Linked DNA regions of Homo sapiens: regions 2 and 3 are each linked to region 1. Evidence: chromatin contacts called from ENCODE Hi-C or POLR2A ChIA-PET data. All regions are on one chromosome and are shown on one strand. Each heading gives the region's core, a stretch centred on a gene start or an enhancer-like site at or near the end of the contact. The rest is flanking DNA. Distances are from core to core; before and after follow the strand shown. Region 1 has its middle 65 kb from the start of LINC02122. Region 2 has its middle 24 kb from the start of LINC02122. Region 3 has its middle 98 kb from the start of LINC02122.

Region 1 (2,840 bases), core at 139-2,638:
ATCATGGGGAGAGGGGAATAAAACCTTCAACAGGAAATGGATCATATCAGGCCTTGAAACCACTGTGGGAAGCTGGTATTCTTCTCTAAGAGCACAACAAGGCCCTGATAGATCTCAAGCAGGGGGAGTCATTATCTGATTCAGACTCAGGATATATGTTGTTGTTGTTGTTGTTGTTGTTTTAATCCATAGGCTTCACTCATTAACTGGATGTAGGATAGGGCTGGGTGAGCAGGGGCTGAGAAATAGAACTTGAGAATAATTTCTTGATTTTTGGAAGATTATAGTGCTATTGCCAAGGTTGGGAAGGTAAAAGCAATATTGGGGGTGGAATCAAATGTTATGTGTCAGATGCCATGAGACATGTACATAAAGAGGTGGGCTTGGCAGTTAGATACCAAAATCTGGAGATGAAGGAAAATCATGGCTAGAATTTGAATTCTGTAGCCTCTCAGATGCCATGTTGTCCTCAACTTTAAGTTGCAGGCAAAGGGCCATTTGTTTCTAGTGACATTGAGCCATTTTCAATATTATGTTCAGTATTCTGTGGAAATACCAAAGCTCTGCATTTCTGAAGAGCCATGAAGTTGATAGTCCCATTGCTTGGGAGTTGCTAAGAAGTGAACAGAAATGGACTCTGAGCATACAAGGTTCTTGGATCCTAGCTATTCTTATTTATTTATTTTTAAAAATTGAGATAGAGTCTTGCTCCATCACCCAGGCTGGAGTGCGGTGGCACCATCTCGGCTCACTGCAACCTCTGTCTCCCAGGTTCAAGTGATCTTCTTGCCTCAGCCTCCCAAGTAGCTGGGACTACAGGTACATGCCACCACGCCCCGCTAATTTTTGTGTTTTTAGTAGAGACGGGGTTTCACCACCTTGACCAGGTTGCTCTCGAACTCCTGGCCTCAACTGATACGCCCGCCTCAGCCTCCCAAAGTGCTGGGATTACAGGCATGAGCCACCACACCTGGCCTAGATCCTATTTATTCTTAATTTAGGTTTAGCCCTCGTAAGTGTGATTATTCACTGCCCCAGACCAAAGCAAAGGAGAATTATTTTGCTTAACTGTGGCTTGTTTGCTGTTTGACTCTCCCGCCAGCAGGTATGCTCCATGCGAGTAGGCCCTCTGTACTGTGGTCTCCATCTAATTGTCTTTTCTGTATATAGAAGCAAGCCCTGCCACACAGTGAATGCTCACAACGTACTCCCTGAATAAAAGGCTGAGGGTGGGAAATGGTTCCTAGAGACAAACACAAGATAGTCACAAGTAAAAACCTGACATTTAGGGAAGAATTAGAAAAGTTGTAAAGGCTCAATAAATCTAAGGCCCTGAGACCATTTACTTAGGAATTTTCCCAGTGCAGCTCATAACTCAACAGGCCCTGATGTCATTGTTTATCTGTAGCACAATAAAATTATTCATGCTCACGGTGAGGACTCTGAGTCACCAAAAAGAAGATAAAATATGTTTAGTCACTAGATGTAAAAATGGCAAGAAATACAAAATCACATCTTTAAAATCATTTCATCTAAAGTGGTCAAGATGAATATTTTGGACCTGAAGTCTTAGGATAATCCTAGAACACATACATGGAAAATCTCATCACCCATCGATGCTATCTGCACAAATGAGGCAAAACTGCATTATTCTTCACAAATGATTACTGTCTGCAATCTACAGTCAGTTTCATTTTGTGATGAGTATATGCTTCTAATTACCTATAATATTCATCTGAACATTACCAGAATTTTTTTCTGGAAGAATTACAGACTCTTGTTACATGCTAACTAGGACATTTTCCTGCCGTACAGAGTTACCTCTGCAAACAGAATGCTGAAAGTATCTGCCAGATAGTAAACAAACGTGAAACACCACATGAGGACAGGTAAGCAAAGGAATGAAAGCCACGTGTGTGATTATCTTCTGGAAAGCCTGTTGGCAGTGGACTGATTCTCAGAACCCTCTGGAGCAGAGGCTGTGTTCACGTAGATGCTCCCAGCATGGGAGCAATACCATGTATGCTGTACCTATCATAGGTGTTCAATAAGCATGTTTTTGAGAAAAGAGCATATATATTTCTTTCCCATTTCCCTTGGAAGGGTGAAGATTATAGTTGGAGTCTCAGACAGCTCCAGTCTTGTGAGCCTTATTGTATTTAAGGGATCAGAGTGGGTATTTAAAGGAGGTTATCTCTGAAGAAACTACTTAAAACTTTACCGGACATTATGGAAAGGTGTGTGATGAGTTTTGGAAGATTGTCTAAACTCCCAGGGTAGCACACAACTGAAATATGTTGAGTCTTCTTGAAAGATAGCATTTGTTCACTATGTTCTTTTCCTTCATTGCATTAATCACACACATGCACATACAACGCACACTTCCTTGTTTATTGGCTGTCATCTCTATTTGAACCTAAATTCCCTGGGGGCTGGGACCATGTCTTCTCCATGAATATGGGAGCTGTATACAGGCGCTGTGAGGTGAGATATGTATGGGTTTGAGGAGGAGTTGTTTATTTCTGTTGATCTGACCTCATGACAGTATTTGTAAGATAATTTGTATGTTTTTGATTCAGTAACAGCAAAAGCCATGTTTGTATATTACAGGGCAATTACACGACATTGGGATGTATTTTGACCACATCCCTGCCAGGCTGGCTTTTAGGTGCAAGCACCATCTAAAAACATGCATAATGTGCAGTTTAGAATGACTAGTTCTCTAGCCAAAAAGACTCACTTAAATCAAAAATAGAATCTAGAAAAGAAGTACAATTAAGGGGAAAAGATCTTTCAACTCCCAATAAAAGAGGCCCACTGAACCATGAGCTATAATCATA
Region 2 (2,840 bases), core at 239-2,738, 40 kb before region 1:
TAGGAACAGTATAATTAATGGCCTAGATCACTCAAATTTCATGACACAGTCGGAAGACGGGAATCTTGGGGTCTGTAGATTACATTTTGAGGTAAAACTCTATAACCACAAATTCAATGTTGTTCTCTACAGTAAACATTTCAGGGAAGTCTTGGCTGAAGGCAACCTTGAATGGCCAGCATTTTAAACTATATGTTTTAAGTCATGGCATGGTTTGTAAGTAAGAACCATGTACAAATGATGTTCTAAAGGTCATTAGTCTGGAAAATATCCAGTTGCATACCTGGTCATGTTCAGAAAACCAAAGGAAACCGACTGAACTGGAGAACCTGATAGTAACAGAGTATCAGGAAGAGCACTATAAACACCCAGGCCCCAGGAAGCCTAATCATATCTGAATCATACAGGTAACTATGTGAAACAGAACTACAGATTCAAAACTATTGCAATCTAATAAGTTTCCTCTTTCATTGCTCTTTACCTCTTTCCAAAAATTGGTAATAAAAAATTTCTGACCTAATGGCATTAAAGATTTGCTGATTCTTAAGTAACACATGATCATTTTAGAAAAATTGGATTATCAGAAGTTCATGGAGGAAAATAAACACCCAGAATCCCATCATTCACACTTAGCCCGTGTTAACATTTTGTATGTTTTTTCTACCTATATTTATCTTTGTTTCACTTAGCCTAACTGGGTTCATACTGTATGCCAGCAGTTCAAATCCTCTTAAGTTTTATGTCGTGAAGATTTTCACATGTTTAAATAGACTTCGAAAGCATTACTTTACTTTTATCTATTAGTGTATCAGATGCATGTGTCCAATTTGTTTAACTTCCTCCTACCCCATTTTATAGATATTATCTACCTTGCTGCATTGCTGGGCTCTACCTTATCAGTTAGATTCTCCCCCAAGTTATAATTTAAACATATGCAAATTATCCTCATTAGTAAATACAGAGTACAGCTATATGCTTCTTTCCTGTTTTTCTCCTGTGGGAGGCAAATTGTGATTTATGGCCTTTTCTTTAGCAAACATGTCTGTTCACAATTGTGTTAATGTTCTCAGTCGAGAAGCCTAGGAATTTACTACCCAGAATCATGTCTGCCAGGAGGGAGCTCAGGGGACTGGAATCCTTAGGGGCTGGAGGCACTGCCTCAGTTCTCCTCTCCACACTCAAGCCTGTGCATCTCTCACAGAAGACCAAACACAGCCACATTCTGTGTGCAATTGACAGTGTGGCATAGCCTTAAGTGCACTGAATGATCCTGCAATATTAACCATCTGAGCCTCTTTCCCCAAGCCAATTGCCCCTCTCACCCAATATCCAGGGAGTCCACTTCCTTCCTACATCCCACAGACCAAACATGTGAAACTGATATCCAGCTTACAGTGAGTTCCAGGGAGGCACAGGCAGGTTATCGGAGCCAGCAGCTACCCTGAGAGAGGAAGGAAACTGACTTCATAGGAAGGTGGAGTGGGGCTCCCTCCAGGATCAGAGAGGGGGGTCCAACTCGGCTCCAGCAGCCTGTGCTATTCACGGGCCAGGACACAATTGCCTAGAGGATACAGCCTAGTCCTGGTGAAGTCTGAATGACCTCCATTAATCCATCTAGGGCTTTATAGTTGTTCAGTTCCCTCAGAGACACTGTCACATTCAGGGAGGGCAAGACTCAGAAGTCACTCATTGTATACACTCACGCACACATGCCCCAGCCTGGCAAAGATGTGGTCCTTGACCTTCAGACAGGCAGAATGCAGTAAGAGCTCGACTACTCCTCCCAGCAGAAGTGAATAGTCTCCAGGTGTCTGTGTCCTTTCCTCAGTGCACAAAGCCACATCAGCTCAGCCAGGGCTACTTTTCCCCCCTTGCTTCCCTTCCAGTTGCCTCTTTCAGCTAGGTTAGCATTGGCCTCTTCTTACCCTCCCTGCAGGATTGCTCCTGTTTGTGCAGGAACATTCCTGCCACCTGGAGTCATCTCTCTGTATCTTTCCTCTTTGTTTCATTTCTGTTCACGGCAGAACGCCACAATTTTCTCTTTCTGTTAATAAAAATTAAGCAATCAATTTCCTTCCCCTCCATTACACCTAATTCCCTCTGTAACTCAATTATTATTGCAACTCTGGCAAGTGCTTCCCGAGGCAGATGGCAGGAAAGACACGTTGCCAAAATAAAGGGCATTGTGTGCAGAGGAATATTGTTTACATGGAGGTGATGACACTTCCCTTCCAAGGATAGGTTATTTTTCTAAAATCAAATTCATATAACTATTAATGTAATAAGTTTATTCAAATGTTGCCAAGGTTAATATAAGCACATGTAACAAAGTATAGGAACCACTAAAAATGCTTCCTATATATTCCTTTTTCAGGGGTTATGGCAAGTTAGGATAAATCTATTACACGAGTTTTTATTCACAATAAATGCAATAAATGCACTGCCTTTTGAGTTCTAAAATACCTGATTTATAAAGGTGTTCCAGGTTCTTGTATTGTCATAGTGCAGAGCAATGGAGGAAGATTGAGAGTATGGTCCTTTGCATTTAAACTGGGACCCAGTGTCATGACGAACTCCAGTTGATGGATTGATTGCCAATGACTGCCTAAGCTGGGGTGGGAGACAGATGAGAGAAGAGGACCAGAGTCCTAATATTCCTGACTCCTGGGGACAGCCAGAAAGAGGGTAAGGGGTATCATCCCCAGGTAGTCTTCCTGCCCAAAGGTGAGGCTCTGCAGAGCTTCACTGGGCTATTTCTGTACTGTATTGGATAGGACTATAAAATGGAGAGGCTGTTTTCCATAGGACGGCTATAAAACCAGTCTTATTTCATGATTTCA
Region 3 (2,840 bases), core at 203-2,702, 34 kb after region 1:
GTGAGGAAAAGAAGGCTCAGAGCAGAACCAGCACTGTCAGGGTGGATGCTTGAAGTCTAGGAAGCAGGAAGGAATCCCTGCCTACCATGTGCTGGGTTTCCATAAAAAACATCATTTAGGCTAGGCACGGTGGCTCGTGCCTGTAATCCCAGCACTTTGGGAGACCGAGGCAGGTGGATCACGAGGTCAGGAGATCGAGACCATCCTGGCTAACACGGCGAAACCCCCTCTCTACTAAAAATACAAAAAATTAGCCGGGCGTAGTGACGGGCACCGTAGTCCCAGCTACTGGGGAGGCTGAGGCAGGAGAATTGCGTGAACCTGGAAGGTGGAGCTTGCAGTGAACTGAGATCGCACCACTGCACTCCAGCCTGGGCGACAGAGCGAGACTCCGTCTCAAAAAAAAAAACAAAAAAACAATCATTTAATAATAACAATAGATGCCCTAAGAAATAAAGCAGGGAAGGGCCTGACAATACAGCTGCAACACACAGAATTAGGAGTGATTAGTAGGAACAAAGGAAGGGCCAGTTAATGTTTTGGGCAAACAGGGTGACTTGACAGGTGCAGCATGTGCTCTGTACATACAGTGGTGGCGAGGGTTAAGAGTGGCCTCCACACAGCATCAGGTTTAGTCATGTAAGATGTGCTTCCAGGACTAATTGACATTTGCTATTATATCCTTTGGCAACAGTGCTCCCTTTGTTAATGTCCTTGAAGGAAATAGAAAACCTTCTGGTTTTGATTTTGCTTCATTGACCCTTCTTTGACCTGCATCTGGTCCTGGCAAGGTGGTGTGTATCTCAGATGCACTTTAGAAGTCATGACCTGAGACTAAACTTAATCCTGGTGGAAAGAGGGGAAGGAAAGTCATGCTGCGGGTTTGTGACCTTTATGTCAATGGCTAGGGGGACAGAGGCACCTCAGTGCTACTCTAAACAAAGGGCTCCCTGAGGTCCCATGCATTTGTTCCGTGCCACCGCCTGCTTTGCCCTTGGGAATAAAGCTCTATCCCTATGTTCCTCTGAAGTTCCCCTTTCCATCAGGGATTACCTGACATGCTTTTCCTTGGAGGACAGAAACCCATCTTTGTGGGGGCTCATGCTATAGAGGCTACAACCCTTCAGAGAGCACTTTCCAAAAAGAGAATTCTAGACGGGAGGAGTCCGCTGTATAATCTGCCCCAACACTTGTTTACCTTGACATTTCCTTCTGGGAGATTTCTGCTATTAAAACATGGAGCTTTGTTCCGGGAAAGAGGTCATCTGCTTGCACGGGAACACTTGTCCACGGCGACAGTCAGACAATGTATTCCTCGGATTTTTCTTCTCCCTGCTCGCTCCAAGGCCAGCAAGGGCTGGTTTTCTTGGCTTTTGGCACTGAAGGCAACAAAGCCTGTGGTGTGCTTGCCAGATTCTGCGGCCACAATTGAGCCAAAGCTGTTCTTGAAATGCTCTTTCCACTTGGGCACACGGCCCTCCCACTCCCACTTCCTGTACCCAAGGGAACCTTCTCCTACCACCTGCTCAGCCCAGCCTCTCTTTCCAGCGCCATCTAGCCTGCTCAATGCAGAGGACTTTATCAGGTCATCTCTGACTCATTTCAAATGGTTATTTATACCACCTGCATTTATAATTAACAGCAAAGGGGAGTTCTTCAGGAGTTGAAGTAGCAACCCAAAGCAGATGTTAAAGACCCCAGAGAATAGAGGCTGAGGGCAGCTGACCTAAAAGAATCTCACTGTGTTTAGGAAGAATGAAGTGAGTGAAATGAAGGAGGCTAGGAAAATGAAGACGGCTAGGGAGGAAGCATGAGAGTGGATCCCTATAGCTCTGTGGCTTCAGAAAAAGGAAATGAATCACTTGGATTTGACTACAGATATTGTATATAAGGTGACAAATTCTGAGAGTTTCCTGAATGCAGGGCCATTTGATTCTCATTCTGGGCTCAGCCTCATCTCCCCCATGGGAACCCCAGCCCCAGCAGCCTGTCACCAACCCAGAGGCTCTGAAGACAGTGGCCCTGGGAGAGACAGGACTTCTCTTTTCAAAGTAAACACTGACAAAAACCACTTAAGATGTCCATGGTCAGGAGATGACACTAAGAGTAATTAAAATCAAATTCTGAATCCTCTTCTAGCACTCACATCACAAATCATGGTGCCAGGAAGGGAAATAGACCAAGTAAACAGGCAATGTCAGGGAAAGGCCTGAAAGTAGGCTCTGAAGACAATGTCAGTCTTTAGAGTGATCCAGTCAGGAGGCAGGACAGCGGGGATATTTATACCCCTGCAACAGTAGGTCCTTAGTTGAGGACACCTCCCAGCAAAATGTAAACTTCCAGGTATGTTCCTACTCTGCTAACATATTGGTTCCAGCAGTCATTGATGTCATTTACAGCATGGAAATTCTCTGGCTAAGAGAAACAGAAGCTGGTTGTTGGGATGAGACTAGACAGGTGCTTGCCAATGGTAGAGGGACCCAGGCATGGGTGGAGCACTGACACCAAGAGCTGTCCCAGATGTCCTCAGGTCCAAAGCTCGTGCTTCCCCACTGGCACATGCCCTTGCCACAGACACGGCTAGAAGGCTATAGGCGTTCTGCATTCACAGGCTGCCATCCTGGAGGCAGGGTTGGTGGGGGCAGGGCCTATTTATAATGCCATCTCAGGGGACAAAGAAGGGGCAAAAACCCATTGTTCTTATGCCGCACAGTCACAGAAAGCCTCAACTTTTAAGCTTGTGGGTATAGCAGAGATAAAATTAGAGGATGGAAAGATGTCACCATTCAATTTTAAATTCCCAGACCCAGACTGTCTCTAAGGCACTATAAATTAATATT

The links. A loop is a pair of places that touch in the nucleus more often than their neighbours do. ChIA-PET counts read pairs that join two places held with the same protein, here RNA polymerase II (POLR2A).
Region 2: a loop to region 1 is called in a map of endothelial cell of umbilical vein, with 2.5 times the contacts of the local background. The contact joins two enhancer-like sites. A Hi-C loop is called at or near these places in 3 of 168 maps with a recorded cell type or tissue (breast epithelium, endothelial cell of hepatic sinusoid and endothelial cell of umbilical vein). POLR2A ChIA-PET finds 5 or more read pairs at or near these places in 1 of 52 experiments (A549).
Region 3: a loop to region 1 is called in a map of PC-3, with 2.0 times the contacts of the local background. The contact joins two enhancer-like sites. A Hi-C loop is called at or near these places in 1 of 168 maps with a recorded cell type or tissue (PC-3). POLR2A ChIA-PET finds 5 or more read pairs at or near these places in 1 of 52 experiments (Panc1).

The regions. Positions count from the first base shown.
Region 1 is chr5:74,166,228-74,169,067 of GRCh38, forward strand. No RefSeq gene overlaps it. Among named protein-coding and RNA genes, the nearest start is that of LINC02122, 65 kb to the left of the region's middle. Within about 2 kb of position 1,389, at least 5 of the 41 ENCODE cell types and tissues checked have a DNase peak (open chromatin) inside an H3K27ac peak, as active enhancers do; they include PC-3 and endothelial cell of umbilical vein, where a contact is called at or near this core.
Region 2 is chr5:74,126,130-74,128,969 of GRCh38, forward strand. No RefSeq gene overlaps it. Among named protein-coding and RNA genes, the nearest start is that of LINC02122, 24 kb to the left of the region's middle. Within about 2 kb of position 1,489, at least 3 of the 41 ENCODE cell types and tissues checked have a DNase peak (open chromatin) inside an H3K27ac peak, as active enhancers do; they include endothelial cell of umbilical vein, where a contact is called at or near this core.
Region 3 is chr5:74,200,044-74,202,883 of GRCh38, forward strand. No RefSeq gene overlaps it. Among named protein-coding and RNA genes, the nearest start is that of LINC02122, 98 kb to the left of the region's middle. RefSeq lists enhancers at 1,576-1,645, 1,666-1,715. Within about 2 kb of position 1,453, at least 10 of the 41 ENCODE cell types and tissues checked have a DNase peak (open chromatin) inside an H3K27ac peak, as active enhancers do; they include PC-3, where a contact is called at or near this core.